2 separate regions of the Homo sapiens genome follow, and region 2 is linked to region 1. Evidence: read pairs that join two places in POLR2A ChIA-PET (ENCODE). Cell type or tissue: PC-9. All regions are shown on one strand. Links, peaks and the distances in the headings refer to the core of each region. The heading gives the core; the rest is flanking DNA.

What was found. Peaks named below come from ENCODE experiments on the same cell type or tissue, not always from the same donor. Only the 100,000 strongest peaks of a DNase experiment are listed, where the experiment ranks them.
Region 2: POLR2A ChIA-PET joins it to region 1 with 20 read pairs; 5 of 35 experiments call an interaction of 5 or more read pairs at or near these places.

The regions. Positions count from the first base shown.
Region 1 is chr10:74,087,012-74,095,011 of GRCh38, reverse strand. VCL (vinculin) reads right to left here. Exons shown (of 22, transcript NM_014000.3): 9 at 5,663-5,816; 10 at 4,814-4,989; 11 at 551-741. Among named protein-coding and RNA genes, the nearest start is that of AP3M1, 60 kb to the left of the region's middle. In PC-9, for the core only: no CTCF peak of the experiment used is centred there; no DNase peak of the experiment used is centred there.
Region 2 is chr10:74,137,695-74,147,517 of GRCh38, reverse strand. It overlaps AP3M1 (adaptor related protein complex 3 subunit mu 1), which reads left to right. Exons shown (of 9, transcript NM_012095.6): 2 at 9,136-9,411. The coding sequence starts at 9,139. Among named protein-coding and RNA genes, the nearest start is that of AP3M1, 8.2 kb to the left of the region's middle. In PC-9, for the core only: no CTCF peak of the experiment used is centred there; no DNase peak of the experiment used is centred there; H3K27ac peaks cover 442 bases.

The DNA of each region.
Region 1 (8,000 bases), core at 1-8,000:
TGTGCCCAATTCTCCAACTCCTCACAACACTGGGCATAACTAACTTAGAATTTTGTTCTTTTTTGTTTTGTTTTTAAAGAGACATGGTCTCTCTCTGTCACTGAGGTTAGAATGCAGTGGTGTGATCATAGCTCACTACAGACTGGAACTCCTGGTCTCAAGCGATCCTCCCACCTCAGCCTCCCAAGTAGCTGGAAAGGTGTGACTACAGGTGAGCATCACTATGCCCAGCCAATTCTTTACTCTTTTATTTTTGTACAGAGAGGGTCTTGCTATGTTGCTTGGCTGGTCTCAAACTCCTGGGCGCAAGTGATCCTCCCACCTTAGCCTCCCAAAGCACTTGGATTACAAACATGAGCCACCATGCCTGGTCTGCTTCTTGATTACATCACAGGAATTTTACTGGCTGCATTTGGAAATGGAATCACAGTTACTTATCAGCAGCTAAAGAACCCTTACCTAATTACAGATGTTACAGGACCCCTATCAACAACTTGCTTATTTGCACTGAGACCAATTTAATGAGGTTATAGTGCACTGCTGCCCTTACCGACTCCACGGTCATCCACTGTGGGATTATCAATCCACCGCTGTGCTTGCTCAATCTTGCCCTCAAGGTGTACAGCTGCTTTGGCCGGTCTGCTGTTGGCCACAGCCCGGTTGGTTTTGGTCTGCAGGTTCTGCAGGGCCGTGGCCACCTGTTTGGCCAAGGCTCGAGCCTCTGGAGAATCTCCTTTCCCCCTACAGAGAAAAAGACAGCCATCCTGTCACACATAAACACTATTTACATTGAGATCACTTAGCTGCTAATGACAAATGCTAATAGGATGACAAATTGCTCCTGATTACTATTAATTTGGTTTGAAAGGAGTGGTTTATTTATTTGGCCCTTACATAAGAAATTAATAATTTACATTCAGATTATTTTGTCCTAGTTAAGACATTAAATATGAGTTTGCATCAGTAAAGCTCAGATCAATCATTTGGTTAGCGGAGCTCAATCAATCATCACTAGGTTAGCGGCACCCTCTGCCTGCCACCTCTGAAAACACCAGTTTCCTCTGGAACTGGGTGGGCCCAGGCAGCCATGTTTGTTGTAGGAGCAGCTGAAACAGTTATAGTCAAACTAGTAGTAATACTATCTTTTGAGTCCTAATTCTGCCAGGTACTGTTACAAGCAATTTTTTGTTGTTGTTTGTTTTTTGTTTTGAGAGGGGTTTTGCTCCATCACCCTGGCTGGAATGCAGTGGTGAGATCATGGCTCACAGCAGGCTTGACCTCCCAGGGCTCACTGCAGCAATCCTCCTGCCTCAGCCTTTCAGGTAGCTGGGACTATAGGTATGCACCACCACACCTGGCTAATTAAAAAAAAAAATATTTCGTGGAGATAGGAAACATTCTCCCGATGTTTCCCAAGCTGGTCCTTAACTCCTGGGTTTAAGTGATCCTACCACCTGGGCCTCCCAGAGTCCTGTGCTGGGATTATAGGCATGACCTACCACACCCAGCCATAAGCAGTTGCCTTATATTATTTAATCCTTACAACAACCCTATGATGTAAATAACAGTATTATCCTCATTATTAAAGAAACAAAATGGAGGTATGAGGTTGGATAACTTGCCCAATGTCCCATTATTTACTTTGATAGAGTCAGGATTCAAACCCAGCACCGTGACTTCAGAGTCGCCACACTTTTTTTTGTTTGTTTTGTTTTGAGATGGAGTCTCGCTGTGTTGCCCAGGCTGGAGTGCAGTGGCACGATCTCGGCTCACTGCAACCTCTGCCTCTCGGGTTCAAGCCATTCTCTTGTCTCAGCCTCCTGAGTAGCTAGGATTATAGATGCCCACCACCACACCCAGCTAATTTCTCTATTTTTAGTAGAAACGGGTTTTCACCATGTTGACCGGGCTGGTCTCGAACTCCTGACCTCGGGTGATGTGCCCACGTCAGCCTCCCAAAGTGCTAGGATTACAGGCGTGAGCCACCGTGCCCAGCCTTCATTCATAAACTACTATACATTTGGTATCACATAATCCCCAGTCCTTGCCATAACTGATTAAACTGGGTGGTTATCTACCTCAAGGACAACATACCCACAGTCAGGCAAGGCACTCAATTAGATTCTGGGGGTTCTCAAAGTCCAGTGTGGATAAAAGTCACTGGAGATCTTATTTTTAAATACAGATTGTTAAACCCACCATCAAAAGCGATTCCAATTAAGTATGTCTGCGGTGGGGTCAAGGGGTCTGCATTTTTAACGACCTTCTCAGATGATTCTTAGGCAGATAATCCTGGGTCCATATTTCAAAAACACTGCATAGTCAACCAGTGATGGTATCTGGAGCTGGAAAGTGATTAAGCCTGGGCCGTGGTAGCTCACAGCCAGAGACAAAACCCCCAGATAAATAAACTAAGTCAACACACAGGGTGAAACAGACATAGAGGATCCCACACAGCGACTAAGAGGTGGAGGGAGGGGCTTCCAGTTGCCCAAGATCTGGCCACATTCAAGCTATTGGGTTTGATGAGGTGCCTCTATTTTCAATAATCCTCTACTTTTTACTTGACCAGGTCCTTCCAACCAAAGAACCTCAACCAAGTATCAACACAGAAATAAAAAGACAACCACAATTATATCACAAAGAAAAAAACTGCCCCCAACACCTTATTCCAAAGACTTCAAATTCTAACCATTATAAAAATACAAAGAATCTGACTCATTTTCCATCTCAGGTCCTCTCAGCCATAGAAAGGTAACTTTCAGGCTAACTTTATCTGTCTCATCTGTAAAAATAAAAATAATAGGCCAGGTGTGGTGGCTCACACCTGTAATCCCAGGACTTGGGAGGCTGAGGTGGGTGGATCACGAGGTCAAGAGATCAAGACCATCCTGGACAACATGGTGAAACCCCATCTCTACTAAAAATACAAAAATTTAGCTGGGCGTGGTGGTGTGCGCCTGTAGTCCCAGCTACTCGGGAGGCTGAGGCAGGAGAATCACTTGAACTTGGCAAGCGGAGGATGCAGTGAGCCAAGATCACGCCACTGCACTCCAGCCTGGCAGCAGAGCAAGACTCCGTCTCAAAAATAAATAAATAAATAAATAAAATACATACATAAATAAAAATAATAGCCCATCCGCGCCAGAACAGCTAATTTAGATACTCTGTCTCTCTCTTTTTTTTCTTTTCTTTTCTTTTTTTTTTTTTTTTTTTTTTTGCTGAGACAGAGTCTCACTCTGTCACCCAGGCTGGAGTGCAGCGGCACAATCTCAGCTCAATGCAACCTCCACTTCCTGGGTTCAAGCTATTCTCTTGCCTCAGCCTCTGAGTAGCTAGGATTACACACCCACCACCAGGCCTGGCTAATTTTTGTATTTTTTTTAGTAGAGACAGGGTTTCACCATGTTGGCCAGGCTGGCAGGCTGGTCTTGAATTCCTGACCTCAAGTGATCCACACGCCCTCAGCCTCACCAAGTGTTGGGATTACAGGCCTGAGCTACCATGCCCAGCTTAGATACTCTCTTAAGAGTTCCTTTATGATTCTAAATTTTTATAACATTCTCCTTTATAAAGGTGAACAAAGAGGGTCTTTAACATGATTCTGATCGTGGCTACTCCTGGCAAGAGGTTACATAGATGTATGTTTATGTGTGTGCTATAGTATTAAGTAATGATGGCATGAATGACCACACATGAAGGTCTGCTGTTAGCACCATTACCATTCATTACCTCTTCATCATTAAGAAACATTAAAGAGTACCTAGTATGTATATGGACTTCCATTAGGTCCTAAGAGTATAGAGAGCAACTTTTACATTTGACATTAAACCCTTCCTTAGTGTTATTTTAGCATGTGCTGCAGGGGTTTTTTTCTTAAAAGTGAAAAATATCTATTGAAAGAAGAAAGCAGTTAGGTGCAGTGGCTCATGCCTGTAATCCCAAAACTTTGGAAAGCTGAAGTGGGAGGATAGCTTGAGCCCTTGAGTTTGAGACCAGCCCTGACAACATAGCAACACCCCGTCTCTACAAAAAATAAAAAAATTAGCCAGGCATGGTGGCACGTGCCTGTAGTCCCAGCTACTCCGGAGGCTGAGGTGGAAGGATGGCTTGAGCCTGGGAGTTCAAAGCTGCAGTGAGGCATAGTCATGCCGCTGCACTCCAGCGTGGGTGGTAGAGTGAGACCCTATCTCAAAAAAATAAAAATAAAAAATAAAAAAAAAAAGAGGAAATACCCCTTTTCCATATCATCAAAGTAGGTGCCATGAGAGACTTTAGGAGAGGAGGCTGTGGGGAGGCTGTTGTTACAAGAAAAATCATCCAGGAAATGTAATTTAAGTATCTCCTATACTTGCTACTTACAAAATATCATTGCTGGGGAAGGAGGAAAGTACATTCTTACGCTTCTTCCCCTCCATATACACATAGGAGTCTTTTCATAGCTAGCCACAAAAATTATTTTCCTCTTATGTATGGGAAACAGATAGGTCATAAACATGATGTATCAAAGAAAGCCCTAGCTTAGAAATTTAAAAAGCATCTCAAAAAAGGAGTTCTTAGCATCCTAAATTTATCAATTTATAACTATGTGACCAGCAATAAATCATTAAACCTCAGTTACATCACTGATACAGCAAATTAACATCTGACCTAGAATTAATGAGAATATAGTGGAAGAGCATCATAAGTGCATTTAACCTAGGGGAATTGAAATATGTATGTTCTTGGGGGAAGAAAGAAAGAAAGGGAGAGGGAAGGGAGAGAGAAAGAGAAGAAAAGATATGAAAAGGCAATGTAAGGGTTAAATACATACTGTCTTCGTAGATCTGCTAATTTAGAAGTCAGAGCAGATATTTCCCCAAGGGAACGTAGAATGTCATCTCTTTCTTTAGGATCATCACATAATTCTGCTATTTTCCGAGCTTCAGCCAAAGCACCTCGAATCTGCTCTTCTCCTTCCGGTCCACCATTTGGATCTGCAAGCCAGTTCTACACATAGAAACGGAGAAGCAGCACGCTGTGATCTACTCACACACTCCTTTCTACTAAACTTAACAAGGCCAGAAGAAGGATTTCAAAAGTAATATACCAGTAATCATTTTTATAATTCTGATCTTTATTATTGTATGGAGGTTCTTAGATAAGAAACTCAATCTCTCATCTTTTTAAAATCAATTTTTTTACACCCATTAGCATAAAATATTTTCCCAAGCTTTATCTCATCTCTGAATTAACCACACCTTATTAGTTCCTCAGTTCCTCAAACATGTGTGTTTGTGAAATGCTTGAAAATCATTTTACAGTAGAGCAGTATCGGAAAACTTTAACCCCTAAACATTACAATGACCCAAGAGTTGTGAATTCTGGGACAAGGAATAGTTCCAATGTACTGCAATCTTCCCTTGGTACTCTGAGAGCTTACTTTTACCTAACTGAAGTGCTGTAAATTAAGATCTTTATTTCAAAATATAGATAAACATTTGTCTAAACCTGTGGTGGTAAAGGAGGTGTTAACATTGGTAAGTGCTGGAAGTCACTCATCACTTAGAAACCATTATCCAACCACAGTAAATGATAAGAGACAGAGAAGAAAGATAGGATATTTATGACTTAGGATATTTATGAAATATTTCCCACCCCTCCTGAAAATCACTGTGACTACCTGAGCAGCATCGATCTTCTTTGCAATGCTCTGCTTTGAGTTGGTCATGGCTTCCAGCTTGCGAGCTGCATTTTCCACTTTTGCTGTGAGCACATCCAGACCCTGAGATACCTGCTGAGCTTTCTGCATGGCCACCGGTGAGGATCCTTGTCCTCTGCTCAAAACAGACACATGCTGTCATTGTACACCCTCAAATACTTAATGACAAAATATTCCCAATAGCACAGTACATGTGGTTTTCATGAACATGCTTGGCTTTTTCCTTTTTCCCAGTAAATCTGGGACAGCACAAGAAAACAGACATAAACAAAGCAAGACGCCCAAATCAAGTACTTTTTCTTTTAAAAATGCACATTAGCTTCACGGAACTGCATAACCACTTTGAAGACCAGGCCAGCAAATTTTGATAATTATTCTCCTCTTGGTAGTGATTACATAATCCAATCTAAACTTCAGTGGGAAAATGTGCTGGTGATCTTATTGCTAGGGAGGGCTTTGTTACCATAGTAATGTGTGCTTCTGAAATAAATAGTCCATTAAATTGTCTTCTTATGGGCAAGTATACATTGAAAATGTTTCAGGAGGAAGCACGCATAGTGTTAATGAAAGTGTACCAGACTGGGAACAAGCAGATCTGTGTTCAAATCTTGACTCTTGGTACCTGTGGAACCTTGTTTATGATGTTTAACCTCCCTGGGTTTCCATTTTCTAACTTATATAGTGAAGGTAACATATAATGAAGGTAGGTAATACATTTTCCCCACTTATCTTATGGAGTGGCTTCAAGCATCAAAATAATATACTTGAAAACACTGGCAATAAAAATCTATCATTATTACTGAATTATCATCATTTTTATAATGAACCTAATGATAATCTTAAATGCCTACCTTCCTCCTAGGCAACCTATAAATATATAAATAATCGAAACTAGCTAATACTGAGCACATGGTGATAGGAAACCACTGTTTCCCATCAAGTTCCTAAAGAACTGATTTCACTATTTTCCTCTCTCAGAAATGATATGCTATTACTACTAAAAATGATATGAGTTCATGGAAACTTGTTTCTCTATTTACTTTCCCTATTTACTTGTTTTCCTTATTTACTTTCCAAGTCACAAAGTATGATTTGCCCTCATTTTACAATCCAGATTGTTTTAATCCAAGCAGGCTGGTAAACTCAATGATAGGGGCAGTAACTTTACCATTTGGTAGAATGGCATGGCTGATTATCCTAATCAGAACTTCTATTTTTAGGATAAACTCCAAAACACCTTTGCTTCCCTTCATAATAGTATTGATCTGTCATTCATCTATCTAGCCTCTGTGGGTTTTTTTATTTTTTTTGAGACGGAGTCTCACTGTTTTCCAGGCTGGAATGAAGTGGCGCGATCTTGGGAGGCAGTGGTTGCAATGAGCCAAAATTCTCCTACCTCAGCCTCTCAAGTAGTTCAAGCAATTCTCCTGCCTCGGCCTCCCGAGTAGCTGAGATTACAGGCATGTGCCACCATGCCTGGCTAATTTTTGTATTTTTAGTAGAGACGGGGTTTCACACTGTTGGCCAGGCTGGTCTTGAACTTCCGACCTCAAGAGATCCACCAGCCTCAGCCTCCCAAAGTGCTGGGATTACAGGTGTGAGCCACCACACCCAGCCTATCTAGCCTCTTTTTAAAATTCTTCTGGTTTTCGGCCAGGCGCGGTGGCTCACGCCTGTAATCCCAGCACTTTGGGAGGCCAAGGTGGGCGGATCACGAGGTCACGAGATCGAGACCATCCTGGCTAACACGCTGAAACCCCGTCTCTACTAAAAATCCAAAAAAAAAAAAAAAAAAAATTAGCCAGGCGTGGTGGCAGGCGCCTAGTAGTCCCAGCTACTCGGTAGGCTGAGGCAGGAGAATGGTGTGAACCCGGGAGGCAGAGCTTGCAGTGAGCCGAGATCACGCCACTGCACTCCAGCCTGGGCGACAGAGCGAGACTCCGTCTCAAAAAAAGAAAAAAAAAAAAAAAAGAAAAACCTAAAAAAAAAAATAAATAAATAAATAAATAAAATTATTCTGTTTTTCATCTATACCAAAACTTGAGGTAATGAATCATTCATTTATTGCCGGGTATATAAAAGGTATATATACACTTTTTCCTTGAAGTTGAGGCCTTCCTTTTATGTGGCAGAAGAGGGGAAGACTTTTAGGAAACATAGTCTTTAGGATTTAATGTGCTTTTTTTCTTCAAATCTACTACTTCATGATGAGAGATCTTTTTGTTAAAAGAGTCCAACTGTATATTACAAAATAATAACTTCTCTGAGGCTGGAAATTTAGAAATTTTTTTTTTAAAAA
Region 2 (9,823 bases), core at 635-8,634, 52 kb before region 1:
TTCCACATTTCATAAATCATAACATCTGGTACCCCTAAATATATACAACTATAATTTGTCAATTTACAGTTGAAAAAGAAAGAATAATAAAAAGTTTTATGGGTGAGGAATTTGATTGGCAGGGTGGTGAGAAGATGGAGTCTAAAAGGGCTCCTTAGCAGGCATTAAGGAAAAGAAAGTTTAAAAAACACTCTTAAATCAACAGACATTTTCAATTCTTTTTTGTTGTTGTTGAGATGGAGTCTCGCTCTGTCATCCAGGCTAGAGTGCAGTGGCGCCATCTCGGCTCACTGCAGCCTCCACCTCCCGGGTTCAAGCGATTCTCCTGCCTCAGCCTCCAGAGCAGCCGGGATTACAGGCACCCACCACCACACCCAGCTAATTTGTTGGTATTTTTAGTGGAGATGGGATTTCACCATGTTGGCCAGGCTGGTCTCGAACTCCCGAGCTCAGGTGATACTCCCACTTTGGCCTCCCAAAGTGCTGGGATTATAGGTGTGAGCACCACGCCCAGCTGACATTTTCAATTCTCGTAGCTTAACCTCTTTGTGCCATGTAACAGTATTTACCACTCCATTCTTCTGGAAATACACTAATAAGCTATAGTTACTAAAAACCACCCTGTTTTTTTTTTTTTCTTAGGACTCTTCAGTCACATCTTGGTCATTCTTTAGGTCCACTTCCTTGACCCACCTCCTACTCAAATGTTGGAGTTCCTGCCATAAGCTCTCTTCATACTATGCACATTCTTTCTTTTGTTTCAATTCTCCTTTTGATTAATTCCCATTAACAAAAAATCCTGATTACTTACAATTCTGATTCCAATCTGGCTTCTCTAAAGCACCAGAAGGGTATATATAATAGTTTTTTGAATATATTTATTTGGGTCAGATGTATCCAGAATTGGTCAAATTACACAGGACCAGGCCAAGTGACACATCTCTCTCATCTCCACACACCCCCTCCTCCAAGCCTAAATGTTTTTTAGCACAAAACCTAAATGTTTCTCTTATCTTTTCACTGTACCCCATCCTCATAGTCAAGACTCTAGACCAGGCCATCACCACTCATCTCCCAACTGGTGTCACAGTGTTCAGTTACCGATTATCCAGTTTCCGCAGTGTAATTAGTATGATCTTTCTAAAAATGTAAATCGGATTGCATGATTAATTAAAAAAATTATAAAATGACTTTACATTGCACTAAGAATAAAGTCCAAACTCCTTAACAAGTTTAGCATGCTCCATGAACCAATCAGTCTCTGCTTACCTCCTTGTCCAGTTTCATCTCCCCTCTTCCCTCCACCTTCCATATTTGCTAAATTTATACTGGATTTATTTGTCTTGTGTTCTCTCTCACCTCTAAGCCTTGTAGATTCCCACAGCACACTATATTTCCTGTATCATCGTAGGAATTACATCTTAACTGTATTAAGTTGTCTTCTCTGCTCATCTCTAAATGCTGTGAGTATAGGAACTCTAATTTTGTTTGTTCTTATATACCCAGTGCCTCAAAACTCTGTGTTGAATGAATATGTGGTCAAGATATTGGCTGAGAATCAGAAGAGTAGATGCTTTTCTGGTCTCATTCTCTCAAGTTCAGTATAGGCCCTTCTGTGCCTCCATCATATTATATATAGAAGGAATACATTTTTGTTTTTAGACACTGTCTTCCAAGAATATTTTGACTATTGTAAATGCATTGCTTGTGAATTACCCAGGATGATTATAAAATGTTTAGTAAAAAGGATTTATGATGTATTTAAGCTGCAGTCAAAGCTCTGGTGGGTCTGCCTCTGAACACAGTTTCTTCTAGTGGCTTTTAAATAAGCTGGGAGAATTCTGTTTTATGACTCAAAAGCCACTAGGAACAAAAAGATGGTTGTGGTAATAATGAGTGTGTAGTTTTCTCAGAAAGTTTATGAAAATAATAATTAAAAAAATAACTGCAGCTACCAAAAGGACGATAAATAAAGAAACAGGCTAATTTACACTGCAACATGGTATTATTTAATTGTTATATGCATTAGACCTTGGTCATAATATGGATAGAAGAAGTAAGCTCTCTTTTCCTATTATAGAAGGTTAAGATGGGTTTTAAAGCTAAGCACAGTCGAGAACTTACAAGTGTTATGCTTTCATCTCAGCACTAAGGATAACAACAATAAATCTAGGAGGCTGGTTTAACTTTCTGTATTCTGAGACCTGAACTACTGCCAATAAAAACAACTTCGGTGGAAACTTTCCTGGAAAGAATTTTTCACCAGCTTAAGAGGATGAGTAGAGATCTGGCCCTAAAATAAAGTAACTACAAAATCACTTACTTTCAAAACAAGCAACTCTTTCAGAGTGTATTGTGGCAAAGGAGCACTATAAATCCTTGTGAACTATATTTTCGATAGGATGAATGATTTTAGATAACCTGTGTCGGTGCTTTTAAATATAACTTCCACTCTAAATAATTTATTAAACTTCCTCAGCATAACAACTAGAATGTCTTTTGCCTCCTAACTAAACAAGAAATGTCTTTTACCTCCTCCTCTTAAATCATAAGCTAGGCTGGGTGCAGTGGCTCATGCCTGTAATCTCAGCACTTTGGGAGGCTGAGGCGGGCGGATCACGAGGTCAGGAGTTCGAGACCAGCCTGGCCAACATGGTGAAACCCCATCTCTACTAAAAATACAAAAAATTAGCTGGGCATGGTGGCGCATGCCTGTAATCCTAGCTACTCGGGAGGCTGAGGCAGGAGAATCGCTTGAACCCAGCAGGCGGAGGTTGTGGTAAGAGGAAATCGTGCCATTGCACTCCAGCCTGGGCAATAGAGCAAGACTCCGTCTCAAAAAAAAAAAAAAATCATAAGCTAAAGCAGCACATTCATGCACTGTTCAATATATTAACTACTAACCATATATGGTTATTTAAATTTAAATTAATTAAAATTAAAACTTCAGGCTAGGCTTGGTGGCTCACACCTGTAATCCCAGAACTTTGGGAGATCAAGGTGGGAAGATCACTTGAGCCCAGGAGTCCAGGATCAGCCTGGGCAATATAGGCAGACTTTGTCTCTACAAAACAAAAATTTGAAACTCAGCTGTGTGTGGTGATGCACGCCTGTAAGCCCAGCTACTCAGGAGACTGAAGTGGGAGGATCGCTTGGGCTCTGGAGGTGGGCGTTGGAGTGAGCCAAGATGACGCAGCTGCACTCCAGCCTGGGCAACAGAGCGAGACCCTATCTCAAAAAAAAAATAAAAATAAAAAAGCCGGGCATGGTGGCTCACGCCTGTAATCCCAGCACTTTGGGAGGCCGAGGCGGGTGGATCATGAGGTCCGGAGATCGAGACCATCCTGGCTAACATGGTGAAACCCCATCTCTACTAAAAATACAAAAAATTAGCCAGGCGTGGTGGCGGGCTCCTGTAGTCCCAGCTACTCGGGAGGCTGAGGCAGGAGAATGGTGTGAACCTGGGAGGCGGAGCTTGCAGTGAGCAGAGATCACGCCATTGCGCTCCTGTCTGGGAGACAGAGCAAGACTCCGTCTCAAAAAAAAATTAATTAAAATTTCAAAAAAATTAAAACTTCAGTATTGGGTACATTAGCCACATTTCAAGTGCTCAATAGCCATGGGTGTAGTGGCTACCATATTAGCACAGATAAAGGACATTTCCATCATTGCAGAAAGCCCTGTTGGACAGTGCTGTATTAGAACGTGTTCCTAATAATTAGTCTCTACAAGGCAGATAAGAGCAGGAGCTCAGAATTCAGCTGGATTTAGGTTTGAATCCTAGCTTACTGCGTGATCTTAGGTAATTGACCTAACTTTTCTGAGATGACATTGTCTTATCTGTAAAATGGGGATAATAGTAGTATTTATGGTGTAGCATTGTGAAAATAAGATGAGATAAAGTGTCTAGCATAGTGTCTGGCCCATAATAAGTACTCAATACATTTTAGATAGTATTAATTCATTTATTATTCATTATCTTTAATGAATAAAACACTTTGAATGGGGACTGAGTACAGTAGCTTCACTTTGGGAGGCGAAGGCAGGCGGATCACTTGAGGCCAACATGGTGAAACCCCATTTCTACTAAAAACAGAAAAACTAGCTGGGCATGGTGGTGCACACCTGTAATCCCAGCTACTGAGGAGGCTGAGGCACGAGAATTGCTTGCCCATGGGAGACGGAGGTTGCAGTCAGCAGAGATCACACCACTGCACTCCAGCCTGGGTGACAGTGGGAGACTCTGCTCAAACAAACAAACAAGCTTTGTTCCCAAGTAGCTGGGATTACAGGCGCACGCCACCATGCCCGGCTAATTTTTGTATTTTTAGTAGAGACAGGGTTTTGCCATGCTGGCCAGGATGGCCTTGAACTCCTGACCTCAGGTAATCCACCAGTCTTGGCCTCCCAAAGTGCTGGGATTACAGGCGTGAGCCACTGTGCCTGGCCAAAAATAACCACATTGAATGGGGCCAAAAGATTAATTTTTGCAAAGAATGCTGTGTTCCATATGTGACTCACCTGAAGTGCCCAAATCTGAGTCTGCTTGTGGATTACAGTGCTCCACTTGAAGTCATACATTATATATTTCAGATGCTGATTTTCTTCCAAGAAAAAGGTGTAATAATAAAAATTTAGTTGCAGATCTTATGGTTGGATATTCCTGTTTCATTTAAAAAATGAAAATGAAAAGTTTATCAGCTAAAGATTATAGTTAAAATCAGCAGGTTCTATATAGCAAGTCTAAGTATTCTAATGGCACTTATATTAATACCCAGACAGAAATATAAGACACAAAGCAAGCCTACTAAGCAAAGCATCTGACTAGATAAAGTAGAAAAATTTGGCAGGTTCCAACCCTGAGGTGTCAGAGTTTATTGCTAATAACTCAAGTTGATTTCTTGGCTAAACAGAGGGCTTTAAACAAAGAAATTTTTTGGTTCTAATTAAACAGGAACCCTAAACTGTTAACAGTATTCATACTTTATTAATACAATAATTACTAAAACATATCTTAGTAACTAGTATTATTGATAACTACTGAACATGTGTCGAATGGGAAGAGGAGATCATCACCACATATTCTTTAAATGTCAGCCGCTTTCATAAAAGAAAGGGTTGATGTTGTTTTCTGTCAACAGAATCAAATGAATCAATTCTGGAAAGTCTTCCTTTCCTCTTTGGAATTTATCTTCATTCATAGAAACTGTATTCATAGGTCTTAAATTCTTTCTTCTTAGACTATAGTACTATTACTTGGAATGATTGAGCCACTAGACTAAACACCTGATACTGGTGCTTATACACGTAAAAGATAGGAACAAGGTAAGATAATTAGACATTTTTCCATTGTCCCCCATATTGCAGGGACAATAAACTTCTTATAGGAAGCATAACTAACACTCAGAAAGTATGCAAATCACAATGTAAAGCCTAATGAGTTATCATAGAAGGAACACAGCTTGTAAACATCATGCAGGTCAAGAAATAAAACATTGGCCAGGTGCGGTGTCTCACTCCTGTAATCCTAGCACTTTGGGAGGCTGAGGCAGGCGGATCACGAGGTCAGGAGTTCAAGACCAGCCTGGCCAACATAGTGAAACCTCGTCTCTATTAAAAATACAAAAAAAAAAAAAAACTAGCCAGGTGTGGCGGTGTGTGCCTGTAATCCCAGCTACTAGGGAGGCTGAGGCAGGAGAATCTCGTGAACTTGGGAGGCAGAGGTTTCAGTGAGCCGAGATAACACCATTGCACTCCAGCCTGGGCGACAGTGTAAGACTCCATCTCAAAAAAAAAAAAAAAAGGAAAATAAAAAAGAAATAAAACATTACCAGCACTCTAGGAGATCATCCCCATGGCCCTCCACTCTCCATAAAGGAAACCATTTGATTTAACGTAGATTAGTTTTGCCTGTTCTACAACTTCATATAAATGGAATCATACTGTGTATATTCTTTTGCATCTGGCTTCATTTATTCAACATCGTATTTGTAAGATTCGTTTGTATGTATATATTCTTTGAGTAAATGTCTTTTCAAATCCTTTGCCCATTTTTTAATTGGCTTGTTTATTTATTTATTTTTTATGTTTTAGAGGCAAGGTCTCCCTCTGTCACCCAGGCTAGGGTGCAGTGGTGGGATCATAGTTGACTGCAGCCTCAAACTCCTGGACTCAGGCAATCCTCCCACCTCAGCCTCCCAAGTAGCAGGGACTACAGGTATGAGCCACTATGCCTGGCTAGTTTTTAAATTTTTTTATAGAGACGGGGTCTCAAACTCCTGGGCTCAAGCAATCCTCCCTCCTCAGCCTCCCAGAGTGCTAGGATTACAGTTGTGAGTCACCACACCTGGCCCTTCTTATTATTGAGTAAAAGTTCTTTATATTTTCCGGATAGGGGTCCCTTTAAGATATATGGTTTCAAATATTTACTATCATTTTGTGAATTTTTGCTTTCTTGATAATGTCCTTTGAAGCACTAAGTTTTAAATTTGATGGACTCTGGGTTATCTATTTTTTATTTTTCTTGTCTGTACTTTTGGTATCGTATCTTAAAAAACATTGTCTAATCCAGAGTCAAAATCTATGCATATTTTTTCTAAGAGTTTTATCATTTTGGCTTTTCCAATTAGGTCTTTGATACATTTTGTGTTGCTTTTTGTATCCAATTTCATTCTTTTGTATGTGGAAATCCAGTTGTTCCAGTACCATTTGTTGAAAAGGTTGTTCTCTCTCCAACTGGTCACCCAGGTCTTGGCACCCTTGTTGAAAATCAGTTGACCATAAATGTAAGGGTTAATGTTCTATTGATCTGTAGGTCTGTCCTTGTGCCAATACCACATAGTAGTTTTGTAGTAAGTTTTGAAATCAGGAAGCACGAGTTATCCATCTTCGTTGTTCCTTTTTTTTTTTAATTCAAATATATATATTTTTTCAATCTTTTTAATTCTACATATTTTTGTAAGCATCCCCCCAATTCTTGTTTCATAGTAAATCAGACTGTAGATGAAGCATTTCAGACCTTTTGTCAATCATGTCAAGTGTGAGGGGAAGTCTTTTGTAAGTCAGCCAAGTATTTCAAAATGAAAAGCTTTTCCAAAAGTAAAGGCAGAAGACCCCGCTTTGAAGGCGCTGGTCGGCACAGAAGGGCTTGCAAAGGTATGTAGGGAAGTCCACCGGTTACAGGTGTAAGGTGAGTTTAACCTACGGCGACCAGCTGGCCAGGAGCGCCCCAAGGCAGACGAGGACGTGGGGCTTGGGCGCACGGCCGCCTGCAGCCATCTCGCCCCAGATCCTGGCTCAGGAAACGCAGGCTCGGGCTGGGGTGGATGTGTGCGCCCCAGGGCCCTGGCACCCGGGGGACCGAGGGCTCCTCCCAGGTCCTTGGAACAGCAGAGTGGCTCCCAGGAAGGATGCTCAGCTGCAGGTGGGGGTCCCTGCTCCCAAGCACCCTGGCCAGGGAGGAATGGCGCACCCCACCCCGTTCGCCCCTGTTGTTCCTTTTCAAGATTGTTTTGGCTGTTGATCTTTTTCAATTCCTTATGAATTTAGGATTAGCCTGTCAAATTCCACGAAAAGGCAGCTGGGATTTTTTTTTTTTTTTTTTTGAGATGGAGTCTCAATCTGTCACCCAGGCTGGAGTACAGTGGTGCAATCTTGAGTCTCGGCTCACTGCAACCTCCGCCTCCCGGGTTCAAGCGATTCTTCTGCCTCAGCCTCCTGAGTAGCTGGGACTACAGGTGCGTGCCACCACGCCTGGCTAATTTTAGTAGGGACGGGGTTTCACCGTCTTAGCCAGGATGGTCTCGATCTCCTGACCTCGTGATCCACCCACCTCGGCCTCCCAAAGTGTTGGGATTACAGGCGTGAGCCACCGCGCCTGGCCTTTTTTTTTTTTTTTTAGTAGAGACAGAGTTTCTGCACGTTGGCCAGGCTGGTCTTGAACTCCCGACCTCAGGTGATCCACCTGCCTCGGCCTCCCCAAGTGCTGGGATTATAGGCATGAGCCACCACGCCCGGCCTGAAATTGTTTTATTTCATTTTCAGTTTTGTTTTGTTTTTTTTTTTTTAATAGAGATGAGGTCTCACTATGTTGCATAGGCTGGTCTTAAACTCCTGAGCTCAAGCAATCCTCCTTCCTCAGCCTCCCACAGTGCTGGGTTTATAGGCATGAGTTACAATGCCTAGCCCATTTTTAGTATTTTATAGCTATAGTGGATAGAAATATAATTGATTTTTATATTGACTTGTGTCCTGCAAGCTTGCTGAACTAAATTTATTAGCTCTAATAGGTTTTTTTTTGTGTGTGTGTGGATTCCTTAGGATTTTCTATATATAAGATTGTATCTTCTACAGATACAGTTTTACTTCTTCCTTTCCAATTTGGAAGCCTTTTGTTTTATTTTCTTGCTTAATTGCCCTGGTTCAAACCTCTAGTACCATGTTGAATAGAAATGATGGGACTGGGCATCCTTGTTAGGTTTTGTTATTAAGGAGAAAGTGTTCGGTCTTTCACCTTTAAATATAATATTAGCTGTGGGGTTTTCATCAGGTTAAGGAAATTTTTTTTTTTTTTTTTTTTTTTTTTAGATAGTGTCTCACTTGGTCACCCAGGCTGGAGTGCAGTGGCGCAATCTTAGCTCTCTACAGCGTCGATCTTCCTCCTGGGCTCAAGCAATTCTCCTGCTTCATCCTCCTGAGTACCTAGGACTACAGGCAAGTGCCACCATGCTTGGCTAATTTTTGTATTTTTTGTAAAGATGATGTTTTGCCCTGTTGCCCAGGCTGGTCTCAAACTCCTGAGCTCAAGCAATCCGCCCACCTCAGCCTCCCAAAGTGCTGAGATTACAGGCATGTGCCACTGAGCCTGGCTGAGGAAGTTTCTTTTTGTTCTTAAATGGCTTTCTTTTTTTTTTTTTTTTTTCGTAAAAGGATGTTGGATTTTGTCAAATGCAATTTCTGCACCTTTTGAAATGATTGTTTTAGTTCTTATTGTATATCATGTTGATTGATTTTTGTATGTTGAACCAGCCTTGCATTCTTAGAATAAATCCCACTTGGTCAAGGTGTATAATCTTTTTGTGTATGTTAAATGATATTTAATGTATAATAAATTTAAACCTTTCTTTGCCCCAACAGAAAATGATCCACAGTCTATTTCTCATAAACTGTTCCGGTGACATATTTCTAGAGAAGCACTGGAAGAGCGTTGTGAGCCAGTCTGTCTGTGATTATTTCTTTGAAGCTCAAGAGAAAGCTGCTGATGTTGAAAATGTACCACCTGTCATTTCAACACCTCACCACTACCTCATCAGTATCTACCGGGATAAGCTCTTCTTTGTATCTGTCATACAGACCGAAGTGCCACCTCTCTTTGTAATTGAGTTCCTACATCGAGTTGCTGACACTTTTCAGGTTGGTTATCTATCATACCTTTCTAAGTTAAATGACCCAAGTTAGCTGAAGGTGAGACATGATTATATTATTTAATTACCCAGGTTTTGATGTTTACTGTCTGTCTCTCTCTGTTTAAGCGTAAATTCATAAGCCCTTTTCTGTGTGGTATACAGTTACACACATGGCTGCTCTATTCACTATTTTTTATATGTATTACAGATTACAGTTGGCTCTCCATATACATGGGTTCTGCATCCATAAAGTCACCCAACCTTACATGGCAAATATTTGAACAAAAAAATCGAACTGAACATGTACAAACTTCTTCTCATTATTACTTGAACAATACAGTATAACAAATAGTTACATAGCATTTACACTGTGTTAGATATTACAAGTAATCTAGAGGTGATTTAAAGTATATAGGAGG